Regions from separate parts of the Mus musculus genome. Here all the other regions are linked to region 1. The links are chromatin loops, found by intact Hi-C in ENCODE. Cell type or tissue: left cerebral cortex. All regions are shown on one strand. Links, peaks and the distances in the headings refer to the core of each region. The heading gives the core; the rest is flanking DNA.

Region 1 (4,579 bases), core at 354-4,353:
CAGGCTGGGTGTGGATCAGGCTGGGTGTGGATCAGGCTGGGTGTGGATCAGGCTGGGTGTGGATCAGGCTGGGTGTGGATCAGGTGTTTCCTGTCGTTGCTGTTCAGTCCTCAAGTGTTGGGTTCTGCATTTTTCTCTAACAAGGAAGCAAGGTCAGAGGGCTCTGTGACCTACCAGTTGTTGGGGTTGGGGACACATCCTGGACTCTCGGGGGGGAGGGGGGCTGTGGCAGAGCTTCTCCTGCTTCTGCTTGAGCGCCCCTAAAGTAGGAACTGAGTTGGGGGAGACAGAAAAATCAATGGGAAGCTGTTGTATGCAGAGCAAGGACAGAAATAACAAGAGAGACCCTGCCTCAAAGCCAAGGTAGGGAGACAGTGGGGCTATCACGCACTGCTTCCGCTTTGAGGGATTTTGAGTTTTTGTTTTGTTTTTTCAAAGTTACAATTGCATATAGAGATGTATCAGTTGGAATGTGCAAACAAATGGGAATATTAAAGAAAATCAGATATGTGGAACATGTCTGTCTGGCTATAAAGACAGTCTTTTAAGTGTGGACCTTAAAAAAATAGCTAGGAATTTCATAAATTCATTCTTTTTAATAGCTGAGTAGTACTCCATTGTGTAGATGTACCACATTTTCTGTATCCATTCCTCTGTTGAGGGGCATCTGGGTTGAAAAAAAAAAAAAAAAGAAAAGAAATGACTAAATTCAATGGAGGAACTAGAGAAAGCACCCAAGGAACTAAAGGGAACTGCAACCCTATAGGTGGAACATCTGGGTTCTTTCCAGCTTCTGGCTATTATAAATAAGGCTGCTATGAACATAGTGGAGCATGTGTCCTTCTTACCAGTTGGGGCATCTTCTGGATATATGCCCAGGAGAGGTATTGCTGGATCCTCCGGTAGTACTATGTCCAATTTTCTGAGGAACCGCCAGAATGACACCATTGCATACACTAGCAAGATTTTATTGAAATGACCCAGATGTAGCTGTCTCTTGTGAGACTATGCCGGGGCCTAGCAAACACAGAAGTGGATGCTCACAGTCAGCTAATGGATGGATCACAGGGCTCCCAATGGAGAAGCTAGAGAAAGTAGCCAAGGAGCTGAAGGGATCTGTAACCCTATAGGTGGAACAACATTATGAACTAACCAGTACCCCGGAGCTCTTGACTCTAGCTGCATATGTATCAAAAGATGGCCTAGTCGGCCATCACTGGAAAGAGAGGCCCATTGGACACGCAAACTGTATATGCCCCAGTACAGGGGAACGCCAGGGCCAAAAAGTGGAAGTGGGTGGGTAGGGGAGTGGGTGGGTAGGGGAGTGGGGGGGAGGGTATGGGGGACTTTTGGTATAGCATTGGAAATGTAAATGAGGAAAATAACTAATTAAAAAAAAAAGAATAAAAGGAGGTCAGAGGACCACCACAGGTTTCAGTCCCCACCTGCTGCCTTGCTTGAGACAGAGTCCCTTATTATTTTTGTGGCTGTATATAATAAGCTAGCTGGCGAGCCAGCTTCTATGGATCCTGCTGTCCCATCCCGCCACGCTAGGAGAGCAGGAATGACAGGAATACACACTATGGTGCTCCTTCTTTACTTGAATTGTAGGGCATCCAAACTTAGGTCCTTACTCTTGAGTGCCCAGTGTTTTACCAACTGAGCCATCCCCTGACCCCTAGGAGATCTTTAAGCAAAATGAATTCCACGGTTATGTAAGATCAAGCGGTATTTCCTCAAAGTGTAGCTGCTTCCCTTTAACAACAAAAGCCTAGCAGTCACAGGGGATGACATTGAATGACCTTCAGAATGTAGAAAGACAGTAGATAAATCTTAGATCTTACGTAAAGGTCTTCCCTCCTCTAAGAACCCTGGGGACACTGCACTAATTGGCTCCGATGAGAGGGGTCTTTCTGGTGTTTGAAAAGAATTACTCATGTTTGCTTTTGACTCCATTCCATTTCTCTAAAAACACTGATAAAAAAATGTTCTAGGCCTGAAAGGTGTTTGTGGAGATCCACAACTATCCTACTTAGATGTTTGGTTTTTTAGGTAAAACGGTGTTATTTCACAAGCCTCAGCCAAGCCTTTCACATCCTGTTGTCACGGTCAAATAAAAGCTTACGAAAGGCAGCAATCGGGCGGGAAGTCTGATACATCATCTTTTTAAAAACAAGCTTTCTCCCTTTTAAGTGGAATTTTATCCCACTTTTAGCCTTCAGGATTGTTTTGTTCACAAGAAGAATCACTGTACCATATTAGGCAACGTCTCTCCTCCTCACAGCTTGAGATGAAGATGAGGGCTTAGGTTCACAAGTTTGATTCCCTTTAAAGACATGTTTGAGTGGAAAGCTCTGTCCACCCTGTTTGATATCCTCTGCCGACCGACCTACCGCGTGACTGAACTAAGCTGAATTCCAAGTCTGTGGTCAGGGACAGCAGGCTGCTTAGGCATCTTACAGCAGCAAAGTTGTTCTTTGAGTCAACTTTGCCACCTAGTGGCCTGATGCGATCTTTCTATTCATGATGACATAGCTGCTGAGTGTTGTAATGAACTATGACAGAAAACAGACACACTCCTGTCCAAAGCAGAGACCCAAAATAAGCCCTGAATATGACATATACCAGATTTACAAAGAGGAAACACCATGTATCTGGTCTTTCAAAAAAAATGGTTGCAAACTGCAAAAGACTTCCCACGATTAGGATAAGAAAAAGAATAATTAAAGTGGAGATAGAATTAGAGAGCTGGAGAGATGGCTCCATGGTTGAGAGCACTTGCTGCTCTTGCATGGGACATGGGTTTGAATCCCAGCATCCGTGTGCTGGTTCACAGCCCTCTGTAACTACAGTCCCGGGGAATTGGATATACTCTCCTGACCTCTCTGAACACCAAACACACCGGTAGTGCACAGACTGTGCAAGCAAAACATTCACACATAAAATAAGCAAATCTAATTTAAAAATATAAAGAAATAGAAATAATTTAGAGTTCTGGGAGCAAGAAGTAACTTAGACTTTCCAAGTAAGAGGTTTAAAAGTTGAGAGTTTCGGCTCACTTTTCTGGATAGATGATAGGACTATATGCTTTGTGGACCAGAAGGACGAGAGAAGCTATAAGAAAATAGCTGACCTGAGACTTATTTCCAAATTTCTTACATTCTTTGATACTGTTGCTCAACTGAACAAGTCTAGTTGTTTTCAGTTTATAAAATATCATGTGACTGTCTGCAGGGAGGGATTTCTTACTGCCTGCATGACTGACTTTAGAAAAACAAGACTTTATTCATGTCTTTGCTCTCAGTTGTAGGACAGATCGTAAGCACATAGGCTGTGACTTCTGGATTCCACAGACCAAACACAGCAGCTTACAATAAGTGATTTTAAGGAGATTTGCTGATGCCAAAATTATTTTCTTTTAGTCCTACTCATTTTTTTTTAACTTTTTAAAAACAAATTTCAAGAGCCAGTGAGATGGATCAACACACAAAGGCACTTGCAACCACTGTTGACCTGAGGCACATTCCCAGCACCCACATGGTAGAAAGAGAGCACCAAATCCCCCAGATTGTCTTCTGACCTCCACCCATGCACCATGGCATATGCACCCACAATATGTATATCACATGTACAAAAAAAGATAAGCTAATAAATAAATATAATAAAAACACTTTAAACAAATTTATTTCTGTACAGTTGGCATTCACAACAAATGAAAAGAGTCAATGGTTTCTACCATGACACAGATTTACATAACCTGATACAGCAGATTATTGCATGTGTGGTCAGAGCAATTCAAATCCACTTGTTTGTTAAAAAAAAAAAAAAGTATAGTTAGGATTAGCTATAACCCTCAAGTTATATATTAGAGAGGTAGACTAGCCTAGAATATTCACTTGCTACTTTAACCAAATAGGTGAATCAAGAGCCATTATCTATGGATAATCAAATTGTTCCTTCAGAACTGCAGGGAACAAAGGGAGATTTTAGTAGTAGTAGTAGTAGTAGTAGTAGTAGTAGGAGGAGGAGGAGGAGGAGGAGGAGGAGTAGAAGTAGTATAAATGCAAGGTCGAAGTGGTTCTATTGATTCAGATGTAGCTATGTCTAGTGTTGAAAGGCCTGTCCTCAGATTGTATCTGTTTCTCAGGGTTTCACCCCATCCTGCTGCTACCTCATCTTCCATTTGCCTTCCCTTACTCTCAGATTTTGTACACAGATACAAAGGTGGTGAACAGCACCCAGCACCTCCAAAGACGAAAGACCTTTCTATCTTCCTAGCATCTACATGCATTGGCCAAGCTGATGCACTTTGTTTGGCTATGTGTCAAGTCCATGACTGTGGTCAAGGACTCGGGGCCAGGTGACAAATGCCTGTCTCAAACCTTGCTGGAAGAGTGTCAGCTTGGACACAAAAGAAAGCCAGTCATAGGAATCTGTCACCCTTTAGCAAGAAAGGATGAGAGACGACAGACAAGAAGCCTTGGGATTTCTGGATATTATGTTTCTTTATGTAATGAAATCCGCATGGTCATCATAAGACAAAAAAACAAGACACCAGAACATTATTCGTTCCCATGAG
Region 2 (4,579 bases), core at 409-4,408, 1.0 Mb before region 1:
ATGATGCAAACTTGTAGAATTAAGAGAGACACAATAATGATCAAAAAGTTAATGTTAACTTGTCATTGAGTTGTTATAAAATACTACTTTATCACTTTACATAGATAACTTTATTTGATCTTTACAAAAAACTTGTGGTGTGAATGTGACTAGGTTTGTTTTACAGATCTGATAGTTTTCAGAGAGTACTGTGGCAGAGATGTGTTCTTAGGGTCTCTATGGAGATTTGTACCTGTGTCTCCCGACACCACACCCATTTTGCCTAGGACTTTTATTTAGATAGCTATCCTCTCAAATTTCTGTTCAATTTTATTACTTGATTTTAGCACTTGTTACCAAAAGCAACCTAATACAATTCTATACAATCATTCTATGAGCAGAGTGTATACTTCAAAATTTAGAACTACTCTATATCTGTTTATATCAGATCCAATTTTATCTTTCTCAAAATAAAAATAGAATTCAGTAGTTAGGGTTCAATCTCAAGAAATAATATTACCTTACCATTTTAACTCTGAACAACCTCAGAATCTGTGTGCTGAACATCATCAGATGAGTCACAGGACAGAATAATGACCTTCATAATCCATATATATAGGGAAATTGAAATATTTCTGTTTTTAGATGGGTTCAAAGTTATGTTTGATTCATTTTATAGATTAGTAAATATTTAGTCTTGAAAAATCATAGAATGGAAAAGAAACAATGTTATCCAAGGGGCTTCATGCCGTTTTAAGTCATTGCTCTTTGCAGATCGTTGTTTTGTTGAATGTGCAAATGCTTGTCATCTCATCAGGAATAAAGTCAAGTTCAAGGTGAGTTAGATGCTGCCATGTTTGACATCACAGGAAGTCACACACACATATACTTGAACTTTCTCTGTTTGATTTGTACTTATAAAAGGAAATAGGTGCAGTTGAGAGGAAGGGTAATAAATATTAGTGAAGAATGGAAGTCTGATGTAACAATGATGACTAAAGCAGATGCCACTTGGCCAAGAGTCCTCTCAATCCTTGTGTCTGTATTGGACAGGATTTCCATAGAGGAACAGAACCAACAGTCACCTTGCGCCCACTGCCACCATTGTGAGAGGTGGCCCATACCATGATCTGCCATCATCCTCTGGAGAACCAGGGGGACTAGAAACATAATTGAGTTGCAGACTGAAGACAAGAATGAGAGCAAATGACTCCATAAGTTAATGCTGCACCAAGAGTTAAGCTTTAGGACTACTGACTCTATTCTCTATGGTAGGAAGATGCAGATATCTCAATTCAAACAGTTTGGAAATGTATCCATATTCCACCATTTTATTCTTTGTTCTCTCCTGCATTGTTGCTCAATCAGGTGACCAAGATGCTAGACTCTTTTGAAAAGCTCTCACGGACACATGAAAGTAATATTTATGAAGAATTTGAGTTTTCCTTACTTATTACAGCTAAGAGGAAACACAGACACACACACACATGCATGTGTACCCATCACATTTGCTTCCTTGAAAACTGGCATTTACATTCATCTCCTCAAACCATAATAGTCAGACAAAAACAACAATATTATAAGTACGTGTATCATGATCACTGCATGTTTGGTGTTCTGCCAACATCCTATGACTTGAATGCTTGGATGTAAAATTAACAACACTTGTGTGCCAACAGCACCATGACATCTTATTTTGGATGATGTAAGCATGTGCAAGAAAAGCAAGCAGATGTGAATATACAAGTGTATAAATTGACATAGATAGCTTACAGAGTGAGTCTGTGATATCAATTAGTTTTTAATGCCCAAATGTAGAACTTTTATTAATATACAAAAGCAATGGGAAAGTGATAGCTTGTGGGCTCTTAGTGGACTCTAAGGACCTTGCCAAAATACCTGATGACTCTAGTTTATTATTCAGAAACCACATGGTGGGAGAAAAGGACACTTACATAACCTGTTCCCTGACCCTCTCTCTCTCTCTCTCTCTCTCTCTCTCACACACACACACACACACACACACGTTACATGATTCACATGTGTGTACATGTAATCACACAAATAAATGCATGTAATAGTTATTTAGAAAAGCTACATGTTGTTTAACCTCAGTAAACTGATAGAAAAAGAATCAAGTCAATACATTACTACATAATAAAATTGTTTAAAGGTGTGCCTTTATCCTGACTCAAAATATGTTTTTATGTTTTATGCATACATTTTATCAATTCATTTTTCAGAAAAATACAAAGATTTATTTTTATTTTATGTGTCTGAGTGTTTTGCCTGCATGCATGTATGTATATCTGAGTGCAAATACCTAGAGAGTCCAGAAGAGGGCATCAGAACTCCTGGGACTGGAACTTCAGATGGTTGTGAGCTGCAGTGCTCTTAACCACTGAGCGGACTCTCCAGACATTATCAATCTACTTCTGGAATCATCTGTATTGCTCACTGTTTAAAACTAGAAATAACAGAAAATTTCATGATAACACGTCATGAAGGAGAACGAGACCAGCACACATTTTCCTAAATCCTTAATAATTCTCAAGATTAATTATCATGTAAGAACCAGAAATTAAATGAAACCTTATCAATATTACAGGATAAAATATTTTGCTACATTTCTTTCCTGTGACTTAAATGCCTGTCTTGTGTGGTGGCGCACGCCTTTAATCCCAGCACTCGGGAGGCAGAGGCAGGCGGATTTCTGAGTTCGAGGCCAGCCTGGTCTACAAAGTGAGTTTCTGTACAGCCAGGGCTATACAGAGAAACCCTGTCTCGAAAAACAAACAAACAAACAAACAAACAAACAAACAATAAATAAATAAACACGTGTCATCCATGTCTACCTCAGTGGCTTTTCTTGATGCTGTGATAAAATACTAGACAAAAGCAACTCAAACTCAGAATTCCTTTTGGATTACAGTTGGAGTGGGTACAGTCCATTCTGAATATGGGAGCAGGTGTATGAACACTCACGTGGTGTTTGATCTTTGCATGTAGAGAGAAATGAGTTCTGGTGGCACCCTCCTCTTCTTTCCTTTTCTTTAGTCCATGGGATGGTGGCTCCCACATTCCAGGTGAACCTTTCATCCACAGTTAAATCTCTTTGGAAACCCTGTCACATAAAACACATCCAGAGGTGCATCTTCTAGCCAGTCAAGCTGACAATATTAACCAACAGGACAACTTTAAACATTTTCCAGTAATGGTATAATTTACATTATGTAATAGCTATGTATCTTGATTTGGCTCTCTGTGAAGTTTATTACTTTTGTATATTGCAAGAATTTATTTCATGCAAACATTTACACTGCAAATGTGGTCACCCTCCTGATTTGTAAAGAGTGTGCTATAAGATGATCAGTGAATACATGAATGTGTGCCTCAGCAAGACTTGATGGATTCATGATGTCATTCTTTAGGAAAATTACCCAGTGTCAAAGAAACTGAACAATGTGTCATTGGGATAACTGTGAAAAATTGCTTAAGATCATGGCTGGGTGGCTGATAGGAAAAGAGCTTCCTATGTTAATAATAAAGAATTCATGTTCATTCATTTTTACTTATATTGGTCCATTACATACTGAAAGAAGTATTCCTGCAAAGAAGCAGTGCATTTACTGACTTTGAGTCTGTCAGCTGACAAGATCAGTGCTCTGGAACTCACCCCTCCCCACTGCAGATGCTCACATTTGCATATGGACAGACAAAAAGGTAAAAGGCTTATACTCTTTCCCTGAGAACTTATTTATTTTAATTGTTACTTTAATGCTTATAATGCCATAAATGAATCCTATAGGTTCATTTCAGGCTTCATACCTTCTTAAGTTTTGACTTCCTATTATTTCCATCCTCTTGAATTACATATTTCATTTTCAAAGTTAATCCAGGTGAGTCTCTAGGGAGTGAGTGCAGCATCCCACAGTATTGGAGCCCAGCACCACTACTATTTCTTCCTAGGGCTTTGCTTTCAAGATTTTGGAAAGGATAGGGTTTAGAAGTTTATTGCTTATCCAAACAACATAGAACATTAAGGACTGGAAGATCTTCAGGGGATGGGGGTCTGACTGAACGCTTAGGTAAATCTACAAAGAATGATGGCAGACAATGTAAACAATAGTAACATAAAGGATCTCATGAAAAGGAAAAGCTTCTGCAAGGGAAAGAACACTGTCATAGGATAAAACAGCAATCTACAGAGTGGAAAATGATCTTCACTAACCCTATATCCAATAGAGGGCTAATACCCAAAATATACAAAGAACTCAAGAAGTCAGATTCCAGAATACCAAATAATCCAGTAAAAAATGGGCTATAGAACTAAACAGAGAATTCTCAAACTGAGCAATCTTGAATGGCTGAGGAGCACTTAAACAAATGTCCATAGCGCCAGCATCAGGTCATCTTGGGCGCAGAGTCGGCAGACAACACAAGGTCCCTAGAGGACAGCTTCTGAGACAGACCCCGTTTCGGGATCCAGACATCAGGGCACCTTCCCTGCCAGAGAAGAGGTGTCTGCCCTGCCCAGGAGGGCTTTGCCAGAACACCTGGGGGAGTCATCTTGGATCCCGGATCCCTTTGAGACTAGTCT
Region 3 (4,579 bases), core at 273-4,272, 830 kb before region 1:
ATCTTAGAAAGAGCAGTGACCTTCCTTACCCAGAGAGCCATTTCTCAGATACCTATAGCTAAGATTAAGAGTTGTTTTTTTTTTTTTTTGCTAATTTTTTTAAATGATTTTTTTATTTTAATTAGGTATTTTCTTCATTTACATTTCCAATGATATACCAAAAGTCCCCCGTACCCTCCCCTCCCCACTCCCCTACCCGCCCACTCCCACTTCTCGGCCCTGGCATTCCCCTGTACTGGGGCATATAAAGTTTGCAAGACCAAGGGGCCTCTCTTCCCATTGATGGCCGACTAGGCCATCTTCTGTTACATATGCAGCTAGAGACACGAGCTCGGGGGTACTGGTTAATGTTTCCTCTAGTCAAATTAATACATAAGTGTACTCCGTCAATGGTAATGCCTCAGATGATGCTTGCATCTCAAACAGAATGGACTCAGACAGGTATTCATCCTACTTCCTCCCTACAGTTAATGAACATTTTCAACCAAACCTCCTCTTTCTCTAGTTCCCTCATTTTTTTATCTTTTGTAATTCCAATTCCATTGTCCTTTTTGAATTCTCCCACTCTCCAAATAAGTATTAAAGACCATGGCTTTTTTTCCACCATGATTTTCTCTCTTTTCATTTTTCTATTTTCCCCATCCTTAGAATTTATTCAAAAATCCTTTTCAGAAGAGTTCGCTGGTCCTTCAAGTTTCATTTCATTCAGAGTTTTCCCTTATGAAGGAGACAATGAATGGTGGTTAGCTCACTCCCTTGACACACAAATTGAATCAACTCTGATTGAGTCATCTGAACCCTCATTTACCTCTCTAAATATCTGACAATTGACACCACAACTAGCCATGTCTGTGAAGCAGAACTCTGAGTGTTGTGGGCCCATGTTTTCCCACTCTCTAATCTGAAGTGTCTAGCTGGGTTACCATGAGCTGCCCTACATTTCAAACTGATCAGATGCTCTGGAAGATACTCTTCTGGAAAAGCAGTGAGAGTCATGTGTACCTTGGTCAGCTCAGGTTTTCCTTCTCTACTGCCTAGTAGAGGCTCCACTGTGACCAATGGAAAACCAGGTTTGTCCTAAGATGAAAAGCACCTTTATGTACTTTGCACAAAGGGAAATCTATTCTGGAATATAACATTCTGGAATATCTCCAGAGCCAGGTGTCAACAGCTTGCAAAGGTATCTTCAGTGTACTGTGTTCTAAACTATTTTCACATTTATTTTTCTTATCTCAAAGTAAAATAAATAGTCATAATTCCTAGAAGGTATATTCATATAATCACTGTCATGTTGTAGACAAGGATGATGGTGATTACAAAATAAATCCAAGATAACTAATAAGAGATGGACCAAGCATATTTAATTTGAACTTTAGTATGGTTAAAATACTAATAATGAGTCTTAAGAAAAAAAAAGTTGAAGTATTTGGCAATAAAAGATGCTGGACAGCCAGTTGGCCTGATTCATAGCATACATTTTTACCAAGAGGAAACGTTGTGTTTTCAACTCTTAGTGAGTTACTTTGTATTGGCAATGCTATCAAGCAGTCAGAGACTTACTAAACATCCAATACCATGGGAAGCCTTCTTTTCCATAGCAACCTAATAAACAACACCATTGAGTATCAGTGCTTTCTGAGAGATAAGCTTCCAGATGGGACCTTTCAATTCTGAACATGGAAAACAGATTAAATACTTGGGTCAGTCTTCAAAATTTGTGTTTCTTTTTTACTTAGAGAAGTTAATGTTTTACTTCAGTATATACCTAACCTTCTGAAATTCTGTGCCTCAGATTTCTTAAAAATCCATTTGTTGAGAAAAGCCACACAGTGTAGTCCTTTTATGAAAGATATATTGAATTTCTCAGGAAAAGCACAGAATAGATATTATATGTGAGCTGCATATTGCAAGAAAAATGAGAGCAGCAAAGTTGGAAAAAATCAATAAGAAGAATTGTAGATCCCTTGCATTAGGAGGAGGGGTGAAAGTTTGTGTCCTTCCTACATTTATCCCTTAGGATGAAGGTGGACAAAGAACTGAACTAGCTTATCCTGGCATTCTCATTTAGAATCAGACTAGTCTTTAATTTAGATGGTCAAAAACCTTGGTCACCATTTATAAAAGGATTTTTAAAATATGCTTAAAGCATCACATCAAATATGAGCCTGGTGCTCCGGTTTGTCTTCAGGCAAATTAAGTTAATAGAATAGTGGTTGTGGGTTTCTCTTTTAAAGACTCTTCATTAAAGTTGAGTCACAATTTTACCCACAGTAGAATTAAGAGGCATATCTTAGTCCCACCTGAATTAAATACCTGTATGTTTTGTTTTGTTTTTTTTCTTTCTCAAGGCAAAGTATCAGCCTTTGGTTTCTACCCAGGCTAGCCACAAATTGAAAAATAGCCTTGAATTTCTGATCTCTCTACTTCTACTACCTGAATGCTGGGATTATGTGTATGAGTCACCAAGTCCAGTATATGTGGTACACATGATCAACCCCAGGGATTCATGAGGAAAATAAGCTGTTAACTGAGCAGTCTTCAAAGTATTCCTTCATGCTATAGCACGAGGCTACAGATTCAAAGTCCACAAACAAATAAGGAAATAAATAATTCTCCAATATTCCCAGGCCAGTTCTGTTCAGGAGGAAGTCAGTGGGGGGATTAAATATGACTAGTACTGTTATATTTAATTTACAGTTATTTAAAACGTTTTACCAGGAGGTGGAGATGTAGCTCAGTAGTAGAGCTAGAATATCCTTCAAGTGTGTAAGGCCTTAGGTTCTATATCCAGTGCCAAATACATGAAATAAAACAAAGCAAATAAAACAACAACAACAAAAAAAAAGGTGTTTTCCTAGTACCTGTAAAGTGCACAGCAATGTAACACACAGGAAAGTATTTAAGGAAATGTTCTCAGTCTTGATCCACCCAATTTAGATTATGTCCTAGATCAGCATTTTTAAAATAGAATTTTGTTTTATGATTGCATTACTGGCACCTGTTTCTGTGTTAAAGATCCATGAAAATAGTCCTATTTTTTGGAAGAAATGTATTTATAATCTGGTAGGTGACAATAACTCTTCTAGGAATGGAGTTACAAAAATATTTTTAAAGATCTTGTACAGACATGAACTATCTATAAACAACAGAGTCAAACCAGCCAGAGTTAGAACTGCAGAGAGATCTCTGAAGAATCTGAGGAGGGATGAAATGACACAGGAAAGGTCATGACCCGAAGCCACTCTTCCCATCCCACCTTGACCTTTAGCCTTTGCAGTAGTGACCTAAATATTTTATGGTAAAAACAGATAAAATCATAAACAGATGATTAATTTTTAAAACTGACTGAAGGTTAGAATAATGGTTTGGCCAGACTTGTTTATGTCACAAAAGTCCACTGAAATTATAATGAATTCTATGCTTTGTTGATATTTACTTTTTATGTTTTATTATTATTTTTAACCTTAAGACAATCCCTTTATATTTGAAGTCTACTTTTAAAGTGATTATCTAGTTAAAGGTAACTTTTAATGTTAAAACAAAAAACAAAAACAGGAATAGTTCAGTGTTTTAAGTTCTGGTCTATGGACCTTTCTAGCTGAGATCTATTCTCGCTGACATAGGTAATGATGACTATTATGGTTTGAACATAAAATCTCATACATGTCCATATTTTGGAATTTGGCTGCTTAGGTGGTATCACTATTTTAAGAGGTGGAATCTTGCTGGGTGAAGCAGGTCACCCAGAAGCAGACCTGGAGAATTGCAGCCCCTCCCCAGATCTTTTCTGACATCTCTGCTTCCTGTGTTGGTGACATATGGGAAGGTACAGAATCCAAACCATGCCTTCCCACCACTGAGGAGTCCTTCCATGCTTTCCCACAATTAGGGACTATAGCCCTACATCATGAGATAAAGCAAGCTCTTCCTACTTCAGCTTTTTTGTTCTCAGATGTTCTATCACATCCAGTGAAGTTGCCAATGTGTCATCATTACATCAGTTATAATCCTGGCTGTCTCCTCAGTAGTTTACATAAATTATATCTAGTATTGGCAATGTTGTTTTGGGCATAAATTGTCCAGAAATACCCCTTCAGATGCTAGCCTAATTGCTTATATGTTTCTTGTTTTCCTTGGGTAGAAAAAAATAAGAGAGAGAATACATGACCTTGAAACTTCAAACATCAGGTAGATGTATAAAATAGAAAATGTAAGCATGTTACGATTGGAGTGAGAGTCAGGGTCAGAGATATTGTGCTAAGCAAAAGCCTTTGCCAGTGTCACCTAACTTTATATATTTAGCAAGAGTTGCTTTGAAGTGTGGAAAATTTTAAAATAAAGCACAACGGCCTTTTAAAAGGAAGATAACCTTTGATAATGGCAAGAAAAAACTCAAGTAAGAATGGCAGACCCAGGACAACTGGGCTTGTTGATAAGTTGGGCAAAGGCAGGTGGTGGCCTGGAGAACCACTGCCCATTCTATACTCCTGGAAGACAGAAAAATGATCCTCCTGTAGGATGGTCACCCTGTCAGGACAGGCGTAGGGATATATAAAATAGATGTGAATGGATGTTCACA
Region 4 (4,579 bases), core at 295-4,294, 480 kb before region 1:
GCGGACTAACCGAGCCCCAGTGCGGTCGCCCGGGCAGGTGCCACGGCTGCTGCCGAGAGGCGGCATGTGACGCGCGGCCGCAGCTGCCCGCGGGCGGAGCGCGCTCGGACCCGGGAGCGCAACCGCGGGCCAAGTCGGCTGCAGCCGGGAGCCCCGCACTCGCGACCGGCCGGGAGGAGCCCGCAGCTGCGCTTGCACCCAGAAGCCGGGCGATGCAGACAAGGGCGGCTCCGAGGCACGAGCGAACCTGAGGACAGTCGCTGTCTCCGAACTCCCTGCTGCGAGAGACCGAGGTTCGGTAGAGCGGACTGGACAGTCCGGGAGATTCGGGGAGGCGCGGAGGACTGGAGTGGGACAGCCACCTGGAGCACGGCTGCCAGGTAAGGACGTGCGCTGCTCGCTACCGCGCAGTGCAGAGAGGCTAGCAGCGAACCTGACCCGGTTTCTTGCCTTATCTGGTGGTGAAATAAGGGGAAAAGTTTTCTGCCTCCGTAGGAAATTTGTTTGCTGGTGGAGTTTAAAGGAAGGACTGAGGAGGGACGAAGAGAGGTGGTTTTGTCAATCTAGGGGAACAGGAACTGGATATCTGTCTGGTGAGGAGTTGGAGCGCAGGGACGAAGGGTGGAGAATGCGGAGGTGGCACCCGAGCGCCTGGGAAAGACAGGGGCAGGCGGTCAGTGGCCAAGAGAGCACCCCTGTCAGCTCACCCGGATCCCTTGGGCTTCTTTTTTCTCTCTCATAGGCAGGATCCAAAAGCGAAGAAGGGAGCGCCAGAGCTGTTTGTCTGGGCTCCTGTGTGCTGGGTCCTCTGTGGGCCTTTCAATACCGTTTTAATTTTTTTTTAGGAAAGCTAAGTCAGATCCCTGCCAACCTTGCAGCGAGGGACGACTCTTGGGGTCACTTTTCTGGAGCGAAAAGGCGGTTTTCATTCCACGCCTGGTGACCTGGGAGAGGGTACTGCGCCAGGGCGCGAGTCTACTCTGGCTCAGCCAGAGCTGCTAAACTATACCGGATCTCTTCTCCGGAGTCTTCCCGCTCCTTTCTGGCACAACCTCGTTTCTGTGCGCAGCTTGTTTCTATGTGGTGGTTTTTAAACCGCTGAGGTCAGGGAGATGGTTGACCCAAAGGGGTAGAATTCACTTGTCCACTCCACGCTTTGAGTATTGGAATTGTGACGCTGCCTTGTCTGCCGGTGTGTGAGACTCTCCTTGCACGCAAGGGTTGGAAGTAAGAGAGGAAAGGAGCATTGGGGACTCGCATCCATATGGATGCATTTTTCAAAACCGCAGACCTTGTTTTGTGGATAAGTGTTTTGAACCTGTCTGAAGTCTGTAAGCATATATGCCACCATCCACCCACCCGACTCCACTGATATTCTTGACAGGGTTTTGAAAGGGTGGCAGACTCTGCTGTTAGGGAAACTGACCACTTCATTGTGAGCTTTCAACAGATCTTTCCTTTCCCTCTTTGCCTCTGAGGTTCAACAAGATAGGAAATGTACCATTCCTGGACACACACACACACACACACACACACACACAGCACTTTGCCCCCGCCCCCACCCCTTTTTGGGTTACTATTTGAAAACAGAACATATTCTTAAAAGCCTGCTTAATAATTATGGAGTCCAGAGCGTTTCATATTGGGAAAGCACTTATTCTGCAGGAACGGTTCAACACGGTTTCCTGTGTTTAAAACAGTGCTAGTGGATTTGCTGGAGAGATCTTACAGGAAGATATACCTTTCAAAAAGGAGAAAGGGGAGCCTGGAAAAATGCACACATGGATGCGGTGGATGAATATTAAACAGGAATGAGGTCTTTCCATTGCTGTGCCACTCGCTGGTGGCTCCCTGCTGTGGCAGGAGCTGGTGTTGGGACGTATACATGTGCAGGGGTCATGCTTACCTCTTCCATGTGTGATCTCATAGGCCACAGAAGTGGAGTGTGAACCCCACATCTACCACTTGATAACTCTGTCTTTAGACGATGTTTGTGTGGCTTGCCTCCGTTAGCTTAACACGCAGTTACCTACTGTTAAGCCAGAAGGCATGTCATTTCCGAAGTTCTGTAAGACAACACAACTTTAGCAATGGATTACTCTATTAAAAATAATGGCTGCAGATCCGATATAGACTGTACCTTAGGCTTGGGGAGGGTGATTTGAGGTGGAATTAAACAGGAAAACAAGAGTGATGTAAGACTTTAAAACAAACAATACTAGATAATGATTTAAATGGACTCAATAGTTTAATAACAAAATGAGATAAAAGGCAAGACCTTTTGAGAAACCTTTGAGCATAAATCTTTGGTCGTAGAAAATTGTTAGGCAAGGGTGTAATTTGAAGAAGTAGATTGTATGGAATTGGGTGAGATTTAGATAAAGACTAGACATTAAAATAAGAGTAGTTCTGTCTTAAACCTACTCTAAAACTTATGTACGAAGCTTTAGGGAGATCTGGAAGGATTCACTGCTTTTTCCTGACAGGAGGCTGGACAAACCTTGCTTCAAACATATTTGTTTCTGAAGATTGCTGAAGCAAGGATAAATACGCCCTTTAACATGTATCTTTTCATTTTTCCTTATAAAAAAATAAATGACTTAACTTTTACACAAGAAAAAAATGTTATTTTAAACTATAATATATGAGAATACAAGCTCATTTTAATTGTACTTTATTTAATTTTTAATAGTAGGTAACCTGTTGAATGTGAGGTGTGTGGAAGGGTAATGTATAGAGCTAAGATTTCTTGGATTCGTGGTAATAAACTGAATACAAACTTAAAGGTTATGATTCTAAGCTTTCTGAAGTGCTAACACTTATTTTTAAGGTTTTTGTTTTTTCTTTTTGTTTTTTTTTTAAACCTAAAATATCACATATCTTGAGCCAACATAGTGTTCTTGCCTGATAATGATGTTAGCCTTGGCAGATTCAGTTGCTTACACCTAAGTGGCCTGGACATCATCACTGGGTCTGGTTTGCAGTGTGGGACGTTTACATGTAGAGCACTTGTGGTGACCCTTTCCACCAGGGACGAATAAAGGGTTCTACAGAGATGTGTACCCCAATCCCCTTCATGTATGAAGCCTAACTTTATGTCATGGTGTGTTAAGACTCACACCATTATGTCGTCAGCATGGTATGTCATGACTCATACCATTATGTCGTCAGCATGGTTTTGAAGAATGACTAATTGGAAATATTTTCTTTTACACAGTATGCTTGTGAATTGAAAATATATCTTCCTTGCAGAGAAATATTTTAAAAGGCATATATGCTTCCAACAAAAGAATTAATCAAAACCCTTCACTATTTTTATATTTTAAATGAATCAGCATATATAAATATGACTGTTGCTTAGTTGTTAAGAGCAGTGTATACATGGTTTCCCAAAATGTGGTATTTAAGAAATGCAACACCAGACACCTCCTCCCCCCCCCTCTCTCTCTCTCTCTGTGTGTGTGTGTGTGTGTGTGTGTGTGTGTGTGTGTGTCTAGAAGGTTCTGTGAATCTAGTGGAAATTCTGTTCTGGTTCTTACCCCTTGGGCTGGACTTTCAAACTCAAGTGAAAGTCTTGGCTTCATGACAAGATAATCTAATGAATTTAACACAAGGCAAAGCCAGTCAAGGTGAGAGTTAGATGCAAGTGTCTGACAGACTCTGTTCTATGTTAAGGAAGCCGCCTGGGCCTTGGATCAGGTACAAAGCTGATGCCTGATCCCAGATCATTCAGTGTCCAATGTGACTCCCTCTGTGTTCTCCTTAAAGACACCCTGGAAGGGCCAAAGTTGTCCCTTTTAGGGATTTAGATTGCTTTCTTTCAGAGTGCCTTATACTGATGCATTCCTGGTTGATGGAGACTTTCCCTGGAATTGGTAATGGAGGCTGTTGAAAGTAAGGAGCCACACAGATCCTGCATGAAGACAGTAAGCCTTCCCAAGTCTTTATCTCTGCCCAGTGGAAATGTTTGCCCATCTACAACTCAAGGCAGACACAAGGACAGAACCCATGCAAAAGAATATTTTTGTTTCGTACATACACGTTCATGTATGTGTGGGTGTATGTGTGTATCAGTAAATCATTTGCACATGTTTGCAGCAGCAAGAAATCAGCCTCTTTCTCTGGTACTCTCTACCTTATTTGTTTCTTTGTTTGCTTGTTGTTTATGTTTTGTTGACATAGTGTCTCTTCATTGACCTGGGACTCACCAGGTCACCAAGTAGATTATGCTGAATGCCCAGCAAACCCCAGAGATCCAGTTATCTCCCTAGTACCATCTGAGATTACAATGTGTGCCACCATGCTTAGTTTTAAAAATCAACAAAACAAACAAAAAACAACAACAACAACAAAAAGGGTTCTGGGGAATAGAGTCCAAGCCGTCTTGCTTGCACTTTACCAACAACTATTTCCCTAGCCCCAGAAGTATCTTTTGATCAAACTCAGAGGCAATATCCAGTGGCATACAGTCAGAACCCATGCCTCTTCAATACTCAGAGAGAGAGAGAGAGGGGGGGGGAGGGAGGGAGAGAGAGAGAGAGCGAGAGAGAGAGATAGGGAGGGAGAACATGAAGCTACA
Region 5 (4,579 bases), core at 333-4,332, 460 kb before region 1:
CTGTGTAAGTTGTTAATGTATTTGGAGGTGAGTTTGGGATTTGACATGGTATATTCCTTTGTATATGGAAATTCAGTTTTCCTAGAGACCATTTGCCAAATAGAATGGTACCCTTTCTCTGCTGTGTGATCTTTGTCAACAATCAGTTGGCTATAAGTGTGTGGGCTTAGTTTTGAGTTCTCTATTCTGCCCCAATGGTATCTATGTTTTATGGTTGTAGTATGTAGCCTGTAATAGAGATTGTGTATAATATTTCTCCCTCTTCCTTTCCCTCTCCCCCCCTCCCGCCGTGTGTGTGTGTGTGTGTGTGTGTGTGTGTGTGTGTGTGGTTTTGTGTTAGAGGTCAATCACACAGTGTTTTCCTGTACGCAAGATCATAATCTTGTTAAATCTCATTAAATTGAATGATGCTTGTGTTTTATTCATGAATAAAGCCCAAAGGCTGAACCCTAATGAAGTATTATAAACTCCCACTGTAAACTGACTGAGTTTCTGCTATTGTTGCTTTGGGGAAGAAAAATGAAATTTGAGGTGTGGCAGTTTTTCTGGTACTCTGGTATTAGCAAAATAGCTTACTTCTTAGGAAATGGGACGAGGTCCCCACTGGCCCCAGTGTCTGGTATACAGAACACCCCAGAATTTCTTTGGCTGACATTTGGAGCTTTGCCAGTCTGGTGCTTAGCCTGTGTAGAGTTTCATTGGTGGCACTCACATGCTTCAGAAATGGTTCTTCCTGACATCGTTCCTCAAATGGCTCCTCTCGCCAGCTGATTCTAATGGGCACCATCTTTCAAGTAGTCAGTTTTTAATTGATCGTCAGCTGTCACAAATAGTCTGCTGTGCCGAAGGTTTCCAGTAAAAAAAAAAAAAAAAAGTGTCTGTGTCAGAGCATTGGGATTGGATTAGTTTTTATCCTCTTTGCTGTGATGAAATACCAGGCAAAGTCAACTTAAGGAAGGGGGGATTTTATTTTGGCTCAGACTGGAGACATAGTGCATCACAGTGGGGCATAGTGACAGGTGTGTGAGGCAGCTGGTCAGGAAACAAATAGGTATATGTCTAAATATTACAATATCTAGTGTGCCTCTTTTTGCTTTTGCTTAGTCTAGGGCCTCAGCCCATTGCCTGGTGCCACCCCGATTTTGGCTGAGTCTTTCCATTGCAGTTAACCTAATCTAGAAATTCCTTCACAGACGGGTTTGTCTCCTAGGTAATTTTAAATTCTGTCAAGCTGGCAATCAATATTAACTATCCCAGGGGTGATGTTTCTGAAACTGGGCCCCCAAGTTAGGGTAGGTTCCATATATGGTGGCTGAGACTTGGGGACTGACACCAAATCCCAAACAGAGTCACAGCAGAGACCAGATCTGAGCCTCTGCATCGTGAACAATGCATGGTACTCGCTTTGAAAAAATTTAAGACTTTACAGACTGACGAGAGAGAAACATTTTAGATTCTTTCATGAGTAGATTAGAAGCAAGATTGGCAAAGGGTGCATTAGCATAGCTCTTCCCCTTGATAAAATGAGTCATTCATTTTAGAATGTGTCTCTGGCCTGTGAAGAGCAGAGAGCTCACTCACAGTGGAATGTAAGCACAGCAAGCAAAAAAAAAAAAAAAAAAAAAAAAAAGGATCTTAGGTGTAGAAGTAAGAGGAATCTTCCTCCATCACATGCACCCCGAGGTAGCTGAAGATGTAGTTTTTTGAGAAATATGGTTAGCAGTTTTCATAGGATCTTATAAAACAAACTGTGCCTCAAATGTAGGCGATTCTTGACATTTTTATTAACTGCTATTGTTATGTCATGCAGCTGACAGAGTCTCTCTCTCTCTCTCTCTCTCTCTCCCTCTCTCTCTCTCTCTCTCTCTGTGTGTGTGTTGCTAGGTAATGAACCTAGGGTTTCACACAAGCTAGGCAAGTACTCTAACTATGAGCTACATCCTCAGCTCAACAGAGCATATGGTACTACATTTGAAGATTATGTTTCTGAGAAGGGACAGAGAAAGGACATATAAAATTACTTATGTGAAGAGTGGGATTTCAAAAAAAAAATCAATGGTAAGATAGTCATTGCCTTATAGACAGAAGTTGGGTTGACATGAAGACTGAAACATGGACATAATTTGTTTTTCAAATCTGTTACAGGACATTTTATATTGTATCATCATCTTTAAATGAGCAAGTTTTAATAATTACACCCACTAACTGATTTTCCACAAATTCAGTATCAAGTTGTATATTGTTAAGTTTCAATAAAACAAAACTAATCATCATTCTATTATTAGCTTTTAGACATTCCTTGAGATATCTACAGTCTGGTCTTTTTCCCAAGTTTCTCCTGGCCATTCACTTGTTCATTAAATTTACTATGACCTTGAAATATATCAGGTGGAGTTCTAAGTGACAGATGATAGACTAAATAGGTTAAAAAAAAAAAGATGCTGGCTTTGTTGGATTTATAGTCTCATGAAAATAGACATGACCTATTCTAGTATCCACAAAGGATTTCTGAGCAGTCCTAATCTCAAGGCCAGAGGAGACATGGGTGCACTAGACAGCGTGGCCACTTGGATGGGCAACCATTCCTACCCTTCATGCTCTTCCACATACCTCTTAAGTGTGGACGTAGGTTAAAATGTTCTGAAAATACATATTGACTTTTTTTTTTTTTAGAAAAATACGAAAGGTATCTGCCACTAGATGGCAGACATCTGCACATATGTGTCCAACCAGAGGGTGGCTTTGAAATCAAGGTTCAAAAGGAGCCACTTGACAGGATAAAAACAGAGTTCCGCAGGAGTGACAGGCTTGAGTCTCTGCTGTACGTCACCTTCTGTGAGTCCCATGCATCAAATGTGAATGCTCTTACACTGCACAGAATTAGGTTTGCAATTTGGGAACCTGCTTTGTTCATGGAGGAGAAGGTTTTAGGACACTTTGTTGGGTGTAACATAGATTTCTCAAGTTTATACACTATAAGTGTACTTTCACTCTTATGGTAAAATCGGTTTTTCAAATGGTTGTTTTAGGGAATGTGCTACATTTTCAGACCCATGAAACAATGATATTTTCATGTGACAGAAGAAATATCAAACTAGGTGCTGTAAGCCCAATGCCAGATGCCTTTGTAATCTCTAACTAGCTATAAGAATTCAAGGAAAATTGTGTCTGAACATGATGCTTTTCTAGACAAGGCACATGTATGAAGCTGTCTTGACTCAATGACAGAGTAGAAAATTGACCTCAAATCAGAATAATCAGGAACACTCCCTGTCTTAGAGTTTTACTGCTGTGAACAGATACCGTGACCAAGGCAACTCTTATAAGGACAACATTTAATTGGGGCTGGCTTACAGGTTCAGAGGTTCAGTTCATTATCATCAAGGTGGGAACATGACAGCATCCAGGCAGGCATGGTGCAGGAGGAGCTGAGAGTTCTACATCTTCATCTGGAAGCTTCTAGCAGAATATTGGCTTCCAGGCAGCTAGGGTGAGGGTCTTAAAGCTCATGCCCACAGTGACACACCTCTTCTAACAAGGCCACACCTCCAAATAGTGCCACTCCCAGACCAAGCATATACAAACCATCACATTCCCCTTGTCCCAATATTCATTTCAACCAAGAAACACCAACCTCCCATATAGTTTGGAGCAGTGAAGATGCCACAGTACACATTTCCTAAGCCCAGCTCAGATTAAGCTCTAACAAAGTATTGCTCCCACTTGAAATTTCTCAAAATGGCTGACCAATTACAGGTGCTGCTGTTTGGCTTCCTGAGTAACTGGTACAAGATGGTCATAGGCAGCTGAGTTCAACAGGAGCTAAAACAATTTGTGACAAAGTCTTGACCCTAGATGTGTGTTTATAATATACAAATATGTTCACTTGTAAAATGGAGTCCTCTGAGCCAAGTTATGCTTTGGATTCAGGGGATAAGAAGCCAAATTGTTTTGGAAGGATAACAGGAATGTACTCCTTTAAGAGATTTCACTAGAAAGATATTTTAAAGGACCAAAAAGATTTAAGTAGATGGAGATCCAGGACAGACAATTCAGGCAACAACTGCCTTATAAGAGAAAAGTCTCTGCAGGTTTGTGTCTCTACCAAGAACAGAGAACACACTACTGGTGTGTATTTTCCTTTGTCTTTGTATGATTTTGGAACAGTCCTTTCATTATGTTTTGTTTGAGACAGGGACTCAGGTAACTTAGGAAAGCCTTGAACTTTTGATCTTCCTGCCTCTGTTTTCTGAATCCTGGGATCACAGACCTGCATCAGAGTGGCCAAATTTAGTTTATGCAGTGTCTAGGACCCAACCTGGGGCTTTGTGTGTGCTACCCAGTGGACTATACAAGCAGCCTCGCTTTGGAATGTCTTCTTAACAACCTGCACATTTTACCCTTTTTCAGTGAATTCTCCACCGTTGTCCCTAGATGTCACCTGACCTCACAGCATTGTCAGGCCAGCTCATCTAAATACCATGTAACTTTCCTGTCTGGCAGCACCTTCTTCATAGTCACCAAACATGTATTTGTTTTTAATTTGTTCTGAAGCACCTACTGCAATAGGGACTTTATC
Region 6 (4,579 bases), core at 345-4,344, 1.7 Mb before region 1:
CTAGAATTTTCTCTAAAAAAGGGAATTTCCTGGAAGATACTCTGGTGAATAGTAAATTAGGTATTTTTGCACCTCCTTGGGAATAGAATAGAGTACCTTGAAGTACATACAAATACTTAAAGAAATTAAGCTATGATAATGTTGCTTTTTACGATCATAAAATAAAAAAAAAACCAATAAGTCTTACTGACCATGTATAAGTCTCTGAGAGCAAAGTGGTAAAAATGAATGCCAATCTTTCTCTTCAAGACAGTAACAAGACAGGTTTGAGTCCTTAAAATAATAAATTTTAATGGCAAACAGGACTTTCTGAATAGTATATAAAACATAGAAACGTGTGAACAGCAAAAATTATTATTTTTGAAAATAACAAAAAATATATCAAGTCTTATAGGCAAACAATAAGCTGGCCAAAATATATTAGCTATGCAGGGATGCTGTCCTGATGGGTAAAGTTCTCATCACACCTTTAAAAAGACATAAGCCAGGGCCTGCAGTATGTTCAGTGGGGAAGGCACCTGCCTCCAAGCCTTACAGCCAATCTGAATTCTGTCACCAGGTCCTGCATGCTGGAAGGTGAGATGCCTGAAAGGTGTCCTCTGGCCTCCAATCCATGTCATGGCACCCCACCCCCACACAATAAACAAATAAAAAGTATTTTTTTTTTTTTTGGTTTTTCGAGACAGGGTTTCTCTGTATAGCTCTGGCTGTCCTGGAACTCACTCTGTAGACCAGGCTGGCCTCGAACTCAGAAATCCACCTGCCTCTGCCTCCCAAGTGGTGGGATCAAAGGCATGTGCCACCACGCCCGGCGTAATTTTAAAACATGATAAAAATAAGACAATAGACAAAGGGTCAACTGTGTGGCTAGACAGTGGATAGTAACTTTAATTCATTCAGTTCACAGGTTTAAGAAGATGCCCAACTATTACTGTAAAGAAAGAGATTTAGGCCAGAAGAGAAAAAAAAAACCAAATTTAATTGTTAAAACATATTAAAGCTTTTAATAACTCCAGTCAGTGGATCTATGGAGAAATTAGCCCATTCCTCATACTAGGAATTAGAATTTTTACAATTTTAAAGAGATTGTACATATGTATCAAAGTCTGTTTGTTATGTTAGTTGCTCATATCATGAGGCACCATGTGACTGATCATCTGTAGTCACAGCTCCTGAGATGACTCAGTTTTCACTCAATATCCATATGCATTTCTAGTGTTTTCCTTAATTTTTCTTAGGACTACCACAGCCTTGCCTGGCTGGGCTTGTCTAGCACTGTGGGATGTGAATACAGAAGGCAGAGAAACTCATCTCCATTTTACTTTTGCCTTGCCATTGCCAAAGTGCTTGAGAGCAGCTTTAAGGCACGGATTGTGTGTCATGGCTCACAGTTTCAGAGGTTAGATTGTGCTGGTGGTGGTACTGAATGTATGGTGGAGCAGGTCAGTTTGCTTCTTGGTGGTCAGGAAGCAAAGAGGAGTAGGTTCTAAAGGGCAAGATAGCTTGGAGCACCTGTCACCAGGACCTGTTTCCTCCATCACGGCCCCACCTCTTCCTCCCTCTACATCTCAGCACTGTTTAGATTCATTCCTTAGATTCATCCATTCCTTCTATCAGAGCTTTCATGGCCTACTTAGCATCCTCAGGGACACTTACTAAACTCTTAGGCGCCTCTTTATCAAATCAAGTTGACCGCCATGCTTAACATCACAGTCTCATTTTAGGATAACTAAGTGGGCTCTTGACTTAGCTAGAGCCTGTAAATCATCAGTCTGAGGGACTTCTGAAAGCCATGAGCAAGACCACTGGTGGCTCTGGATGGTGTAGGCATTCTCTGCATACAGCCATGAGGTTTGTATCTTGCCTTTAACTGTGAAGAGCTTGGGTGTTCTGTGAGGAAGGGTGTCTGGTGCCTCCTTTCAGGAGGAGAAAACTGAATCTTTGCTGCTCAGGCTTATCTCTGTGGGATGAGAACAGTTATCAGCAGGAACTTCAACCCTTGGGTTCTGTCACTTCCAGCAGGTGGCACTGCAGCCAAAGTTTTACAAACTCTAGGACTCACCCAGGGATGTCTTCCTTCTTTCCTCCCAAGATCATGATGTTTCATTCTAAGAATCTTAATTATACTAGCCGTGTCCTCATAGGATTTGAACTACATCTTTGAGAATGTAGGAGGAGAGAGTGTGAGAAAAAAAAGTCTATAGCTGGGGGCAAAATGGTGGTAGCTGAGGAGCCTGGGTGCATAGGCCTGTCCTAGGAAGCTCAGCAGGACCAGAGGACCCTCAGCCCCCACCCCTTTCAGATAATGAGGATAAGAGGCAGCTTGGGGGAAGTTAGCTGCTTATGCACTTACTGGCCATCACCTCAGTTAATTAGTATCCAACTTCATCTTTCCAGCAAGGTCTCTGGCTCCTGCTTCCTGGTTCCCTGGTACCACCCCTCCCTCTGCCACACTTCCTTTGAGCCCTCTCATACCCCACCTCTGTCTCCTGATCTTTCCCCAGGTTTTTTTTCCTCTCATTTTTTTTTTCAGATTCCCTGAAAGAAGTGTAGTTTTCTGTCTCCAAACCACCTTCTTCCACTTTAGTCCTAATTAGGCTCAGTCTATGATAAGAAATGTGGAGAAAGAGGGTTCTGATTTTCAGGAAAAGCATGAAAATTTGACTGCTGAGCCCCAGACAACAGTGGGTATTCACACACCTTACCAGTGTGGCCACCATGAGCTCTGCTTGGAAGTCTGAGGCTAAGAAAGCCCCTCCGACCTCCCGAAGATACCCGGTCACAGTAACATTAGCCAGCCAGGACACCCGCGACCATCATCGTTGTTCCCCATGGCCTCAGGTCTATGTATGAAGATTCACATTCAGAGCAGAGCATGGGACACCATTTTCTCCTTGGTAAAAATAAACAGTATATGTGGTATAAAGAGTTTAGACTGAAAACAGAAGTAAACACTGAAAATAAATTATACTTTCTTCAAAAAGGCACTGTGGACAATTTTTGCCACCAAGTTTCAAGGAATCAATGTAGTGTCCCAAAGGTAGATATTTGGTTCTATTTTTTTCAAGTGACTGTCACTAAAACATCTAGACACAGACTCAGTAGATGGCACTATCAATCTAGACACGAGAGCCTCCAGAAGACAGCGTGTGCTGATAGGCCTAAACCAGTCTGGGTGCTACAGCCTTAAACCAACTCTTTCTAGAGGACTCTCTTGGCCTCACTACCACAAAGAGCCTTTTCTAGGGTCCAGAATAGGGCTGGTGGGTCTAGATGGGTTTTTATAGTAGGGGGGTTCAGGGCAGATGTCATCATGGGTTTGACATTGGCTTATTGTATGTTAGGTTGAGAAAGTACTTCTATGAGCATGGTATTTCATATGATTGATTATCAACCTGGCAGGATCACATGGGGATGGGACTGTGGGCCTGTGAACCAAGTGCTGAGCTGTGGACAAAGTGCCAGGCTTTTCTCCTTCACTGCAGAGGGAGCAGCTAAACAGTCTGGAAGGGGTAAGGGGCAGGTGTTAAATAAGTTAGGGTGTGTAGGACAGGCTAAGGAAGACCTTCAGACTTCTGTCCTGGAAGGATGTGGTTTTGATGGGAAAGGCTACCACCTGGCTCAGAGGATGTACAGCAAACACTTACAGATGGGGAGGTTAATAGAGGGGTAGGATTGTGGGAGGTGCCAGGGTATGAATGTAGAAGTCATTTATTATTATTATTATACTATATATAAAGATACTATTAGCAGCTAGTCAGTAGATGTTAAGAATTCTTATTGTAACTTGCTATGCTGTGTTTGGTTAATGTCCCTGATAGGCCTGCTCTTTTCTGAGGAAGGTGTGCGGGAGATTTATTAGAGGAGAAAGGTAGTAGGGTAGAGGTTGGGGGAAGGGGAGGGAGGGGAAAGCAAACCAGTGGGGATGTAATATATGAGAAAAGAATAAAAGAGAAGAAAATTCAAGAAATTATATATATATATATATATATATATATATATATATATATATATATATATATATACACTTCCTGCTCTTGTTTACACAAGTGCCGAGTTGCCAAAACATTATATATTTTAGGCCTTAATTCTTTCTGCATATTCTTCACTTAATTGATAAGTATATTTCATTTTAAATCTCTAATTGTATATAGAGTTTGAATTTTAAGTAAAAATATATTTAGCCGGGCGTGGTGGCACACGCCTTTAATCCCAGTACTTGGGGGCAGAGGCAGGCAGATTTCTGAGTTCGAGGCCAGCCTGGTCTACAAAGTGAGTTCCAGGAAAGCCAGGGCTATACAGAGAAACCCTGTCTCAAAAAAACCAATATATATATATCAAAAAAACAAATATATATATATATATATATATATATATATATATATATATATATATATATTTAAGTAAATTATGAGTGACATGACTATACATTATTATAGAAAAAAGGAAGTCTCCTAAAATCTAAAATGTACAGGATGGCCCTGATCATAAGGGATTACAGAGTTCTCAAATGCTCAAATGCCTGTGCTGCTAAAGCCAAGCTCTGTTTCAAAGATCTGGCAAAAATCTTTTGGTGCGT
Region 7 (4,579 bases), core at 163-4,162, 190 kb before region 1:
TTAAAAGCTCAGGATGCACAGATGGCTCCGCACTTCCTTCTCTAGCATAGTATTCAGACTTGGTTCCTAAAACCCCCTTGGTGATCACAACCATCTGTGATCCAAAGCCAGGGAATGCAAAGCCCTCTTCGGGCTTCCATGGGCACTATATGTATGGCATGTACACATATATAAGCAGGCAAAACATTCATACACAGAAAATGAAAATAAATCTTTTCAAAAGTGGCTCGCACATGTAATATCAGTGTGAGGGAAGCAAAAGTAGATGGAACACTTGGTCTCAGTGGCCAGCTAGCCTAACCAAATCAGTGAGCCCAAAGCCAGAGGCCCTGTCTCAGAGAGAGGGAGAGGAACGGAGAGAGAATAAACAGAGCTTGAGATATGATAGCCAAAGTTGACCTCTGACCTCCACATAAACCTTCCACATAAATGCATTTACTGTCTTATTCTCTCTCCCTGTCTCATGCATGCTCTCTCTCCCTTCCTCCCCCTCTCCTTCTCGCTCTCTTTTTATTTCTCCCTCCATCCCTTCTTCCTTCCCTCCCTCTCTTTCCCATTCTCTTTCTTTCTCTCTCTCCCTCCTTCATTGCTTCCTCTCTCCCTTTCCTTCCCATTCTCTCTCTCTCTCTCTCTCTCTTTCTCTCTCTCTCTCTCTCTCTCTCTCTCTCTCTCTCTCTCTCTCTCTCTCTCTCTCTCTTTCTCTCTCTCCCCCCTCTCTCTCTGCCTGTGATTTTCATGTCAATTACACATTTTATTCATATCACACCAAGAACTTGGAAAAACGCATGTATCTGTTCACGATCACTGAATGTTTCCTTGGCTCTTCATCAACTTCAGGTAACTTCAGATGGCTTTTGCTGCAGTTATCCTTGGCTGTGATTTGAAATGACTTAACTGATCTGTGAGCTGTTTTCATTTTCTCTGTGTCCTTTACAGAATTCTCTTTACGTCAAAGGAAAAAGGAACAAAGAGATTGTATGAAAGTCATATCTGTCTTAAGAGATGCTTCTTATGAAATAAGTGAAGTATCATTCTTTGGTCTGAAAATAGCAGCATTTACATTTCAGTTTTATTAGAATTGTGTGCTGATAGCACAGTGGCGTTGGGAAGCGGGAAGCATGTTGGTTTCTGGAACTTGAGGATTCTGATTATTAAAACACTCTGCATTTCATACAGGCTTCTTGCCAGTACTTAGGAGACACGAATGCTAAGCCTCTCCCTCTCCAGCAACTCCAGTCCAAGAAATTACTTCCCTTAAGTATCTGAGGGCTCCACTTCGTAAAGACTGTGCCTCCAAAGCCCCAAACACTACTGTGTAAGAATTCTTCTTATGGTTAAGTTGAAGAGTTCACAGTACCGCACATGCATTGTGTATGATGAAAACATCGTCTGACCTCAAGGTAGCTTGATCACATCCTGCTCTCCATCACACCTCAAAAACGGAATTTGACCACATAAGAAAAGAACCTATTTTGGGGCCTTTCAGTTTACTCAGGATTTAAACATGGGTGTCATATTAAGATATGCCAAAATCAGAGATGTGGCTTGCCTCCTAAAGCCCCTTCAAGTACTAGTACCAGGGCCAGAAGGCATTGCCTAAAAGGAAGTGTACACAGGCAGAACAAACAACCCCTCCTCCTGCAGCAACTGCATGAAGGTGCCCCGTGGGGCACTTCAGTGCCGTGGTGGAGGACTAGAGCAAATGTAATACACAGTGATGTGTTGCTGGTGTGCTGTCTCCCTCTAGGGGGCTTAGAAAAATGGACTTGGTGAACTGAACGTGTGAGATCTGAACCGTAGCTACAGCCCGGCAGCTTGTGTCTACCCAGGCAGAGCCAAGTGCTATCTGAGTCTCTCAGGAGGGAAGATGGTATTTACCCTGTAATCATCAACTGCAGCTTCTCTAAAGGTTGATTTCCTGTCCTCTCTTCCCTTCCTCAGTAGGTTACCTTTCTTGTTTCTGGGATCGAATACCTGACAAGAAGCAGCTTATTGAAGGAAGGGTTTATTTTTGAGGGGAGATGCATGGTAGCAAGGACGCCATGGTATAGGGAGCTTGAGGCATCTGGCAACACTGTGAGGAAGCAGTCAGTGAAGGAAGGCCTGCCAGGCTACAAAGCCTCAAGACTTACTCCAGTGACCCACATCCTCCCATGAGATGCAATGGCCTACCAGCTCTATAACTTCCAAACCAACACCACCACTGGGATTCAAACACGTCACACACACACACACACACACACACACACACACACACACACACACACACACAGGGCTACATCCCTTTCAAACCACAATATCTCCTAGCTGTGCCAAGCCTATTGCTTGGATTATTATTAAAACAATAAGATTAATTTGTTGTGGGAAGCAACCAAAAAGGAGGTTTGGGGAAAAACAGAACTGTGGCTGATAAAATTCAAAATGATGAATCCAGCCATAACCCTCTTCGGAGCACGGCACTGTGGAAGATGGGTCACCTGCTTCTTCTATCGTGGAATCAGCTATGACCCCAGGAGCACTGCACTCGCAAAGAGAATTCTACATGAAGCTATTTATCCTATTATGTCAGCTAAAGCTGGGAGACATATCCTAGTTTGCCAGAGACCTCTGCAGTTTATAGTTCTGTGTCCCCTGGTCTCATTATATCAGCCCCTTTCAGGGAGAAGTATACCTCAGGTTAGATAGTAAGGTGTGTGTGTGTGTGTGTGTGTGTGTGTGTGTGTGTGTGTGTGTGTGTGTGTGTGATATGAGCACAAATATTGATAGTCCATTACATGATTTATGGACAAAGCATAAAACCACATGATCATCTGTTACTCTGAAAGACTTACACTCTGTTCATTAAACCAGAGTGTGAAGACACTAGATCTCTCCTATATCAGCAATTCAGAAAATTTTGTAATGAGATTGGAACAGATAAGGAACAGTCAGGGACTGTTCCATTATTGAAACTTCCGGTGAGCCAAGATCAGAAAGATGCATCTGAGTTCCCTTGGAAAAAAGGAAGTAGCAGAGGCAGAAGATGGTGTGTGCAAAGGTCCTGTAGTAGATGGGAGCAAGGACTCAGGACTTGGGGAGGGGGAATACAGAAAGGACAAAAGTGTGTGTAGCCCAGCAAATGAAGAAATGAAGCTGCTGAGGTAGATCAAGACAAAGAGGGAAGCTGCAATGTTTTAGGTCAAGGTCACAAACTGAAGCACACTCATGAATATCAAATGCAGCATAAGAAAAAGACTAAAGGGCTCAAGGAAAAGAATCAGTTGAGTGAAGAAAGGGAGGTCCCATTGAGTGACATTGGGACTGGCATGCCTGGTACCTGACCCCTCTACATGAGCCGTGACCATGGCACCTGCAATACAAGGGATTGTTTGAGAGGCAGGGGGTCTTAATGAGTGATGGATACCTTGCTGATGTTTACAGTACAGATTAACTGATGAGGTCAACATAAAAATGGAAAAGAATAAAAGAGAGAGAGAGAGAAGCCAGGGAAGGAGTGTGGGCTAGATCTAGCAAAATGGTAGGAAATAAAAAGACCTTGAAAAGAAATCAGAAAGAAAATGGCTAGGACAGGTAGGGGAAACTCAAGAAAATGTTACAAGGAGATGAGATAATTATGAATAAGGAATAGTCAGCGATGTTGAACCCCACAGGTGGAGTCAGCAGCCCCCACAACCATAGTGATAGAGTCATCAGCCAGCAAGTTACTGATTACCTTGGAACTAGCAGCTTCTGGGAGGAACCGATAGGAACAGAGAAGGCAAATTCAGCTTGGTTAGGAGCAAATGGCTGAACTGAGTCCAAATGACCCTGGTCAACAGAGCTGGAAAGGAAGAAGGCCATAGGACTAGAGTGTGAACAGGGATAGACCGAAGGAGCTCACTGCAGGTTTTATTCTGTTTGTGTCTAGAATGCTTATAAGTGGTGCCATCCCGATAAACCCGGCCTCGGGGAGGGGCGGTAGATAAAAACCTTGATTTATAGCGTTTGCAGATAGCAATGGTGTAAAAAGACTCAAGTGATTCCTGGAACTGGGCTGTCAGTGTGAGCTCAGTGAATAGCAGAGAACCAAAACCTAAAACCAACCACCACCTTCAAGGCCTGCTTCACAAGAGCCAAGGGAGGGAAGAACCGATGTTGAACATGGTGGGTAGATAAAGAGCGGGCAGATTGGGTCTGAAATAGAGGTGGGAAGATTGGGGTTGAATTTTAAAAAATAACTTTCTTGTGAGTTGGGTATGCAAAGGTATGCTTGGGATAAATACATAAGAGGAGAGAGAGCTACGCACGCTTTCACTTTCTGGGTTACTTTCCCTCTAAGGACCAGAGGACTTCATTGGGAGTGTGGAAGCATGGGCTGAACATCGTGTTAGATTGGAAAGACAAATTAAGATCTGAAAGAAAAGGGCACAGACTCCTATCTGGGCAGAGTTGGGATCCCAGGGATGTTGAAGACAAAGGCTTTGCCCCAGCACTCATCCATGAAGTCACAAGAATTTATCAGAATGTAATAGCTAAGCTCTTAAAGACAGAAATAAAATAGTGACCTTATTTGGAGCTGAAATCTTTTAGGAGGCTGTGC

The links. Peaks named below come from ENCODE experiments on the same cell type or tissue, not always from the same donor. Only the 100,000 strongest peaks of a DNase experiment are listed, where the experiment ranks them.
Region 2: a loop joins it to region 1, with 3 times the contacts of the local background. A loop is called at or near these places in 4 of 42 quality-filtered maps.
Region 3: a loop joins it to region 1, with 2.9 times the contacts of the local background. A loop is called at or near these places in 2 of 42 quality-filtered maps.
Region 4: it touches region 1 in a loop (4-fold over the local background); 29 of 42 quality-filtered maps call a loop at or near these places.
Region 5: a loop joins it to region 1, with 16 times the contacts of the local background. A loop is called at or near these places in 32 of 42 quality-filtered maps.
Region 6: it touches region 1 in a loop (11-fold over the local background); 13 of 42 quality-filtered maps call a loop at or near these places.
Region 7: a loop joins it to region 1, with 2.3 times the contacts of the local background. A loop is called at or near these places in 6 of 42 quality-filtered maps.

Annotation. Positions count from the first base shown.
Region 1 is chr13:9,880,385-9,884,963 of GRCm38, reverse strand. All of the region lies in intron 4 of Chrm3 (cholinergic receptor, muscarinic 3, cardiac), which reads left to right. Among named protein-coding and RNA genes, the nearest start is that of Gm40665, 86 kb to the right of the region's middle. In left cerebral cortex, for the core only: a CTCF peak has its summit at 2,505 (motif pointing left); a DNase peak (open chromatin) is centred at 2,463; H3K27ac peaks cover 784 bases.
Region 2 is chr13:10,928,689-10,933,267 of GRCm38, reverse strand. No RefSeq gene overlaps it. Among named protein-coding and RNA genes, the nearest start is that of Gm40666, 260 kb to the right of the region's middle. In left cerebral cortex, for the core only: a CTCF peak has its summit at 2,313 (motif pointing right); a DNase peak (open chromatin) is centred at 2,326.
Region 3 is chr13:10,713,424-10,718,002 of GRCm38, reverse strand. No RefSeq gene overlaps it. Among named protein-coding and RNA genes, the nearest start is that of Gm40666, 41 kb to the right of the region's middle. In left cerebral cortex, for the core only: a CTCF peak has its summit at 2,702 (motif pointing right); DNase peaks (open chromatin) are centred at 2,552 and 2,725.
Region 4 is chr13:10,356,065-10,360,643 of GRCm38, reverse strand. Chrm3 (cholinergic receptor, muscarinic 3, cardiac) reads left to right here. Exons shown (of 5, transcript NM_033269.4): 1 at 1-380. Gm26861 (a long non-coding RNA gene) reads right to left here and starts at 1,165. Exons shown (of 7, transcript XR_001780860.2): 1 at 708-1,165. In left cerebral cortex, for the core only: no CTCF peak of the experiment used is centred there; DNase peaks (open chromatin) are centred at 454, 1,010, 1,261 and 1,879; H3K4me3 peaks cover 2,564 bases; H3K27ac peaks cover 1,131 bases.
Region 5 is chr13:10,342,723-10,347,301 of GRCm38, reverse strand. All of the region lies in intron 1 of Chrm3 (cholinergic receptor, muscarinic 3, cardiac), which reads left to right. Among named protein-coding and RNA genes, the nearest start is that of Gm26861, 14 kb to the left of the region's middle. In left cerebral cortex, for the core only: a CTCF peak has its summit at 2,715 (motif pointing right); a DNase peak (open chromatin) is centred at 1,482.
Region 6 is chr13:11,561,273-11,565,851 of GRCm38, reverse strand. All of the region lies in intron 100 of Ryr2 (ryanodine receptor 2, cardiac), which reads left to right. Among named protein-coding and RNA genes, the nearest start is that of Ryr2, 540 kb to the left of the region's middle. In left cerebral cortex, for the core only: a CTCF peak has its summit at 2,023 (motif pointing right); DNase peaks (open chromatin) are centred at 1,275 and 2,023.
Region 7 is chr13:10,068,519-10,073,097 of GRCm38, reverse strand. All of the region lies in intron 3 of Chrm3 (cholinergic receptor, muscarinic 3, cardiac), which reads left to right. Among named protein-coding and RNA genes, the nearest start is that of Gm40665, 270 kb to the right of the region's middle. In left cerebral cortex, for the core only: a CTCF peak has its summit at 1,741; a DNase peak (open chromatin) is centred at 1,742.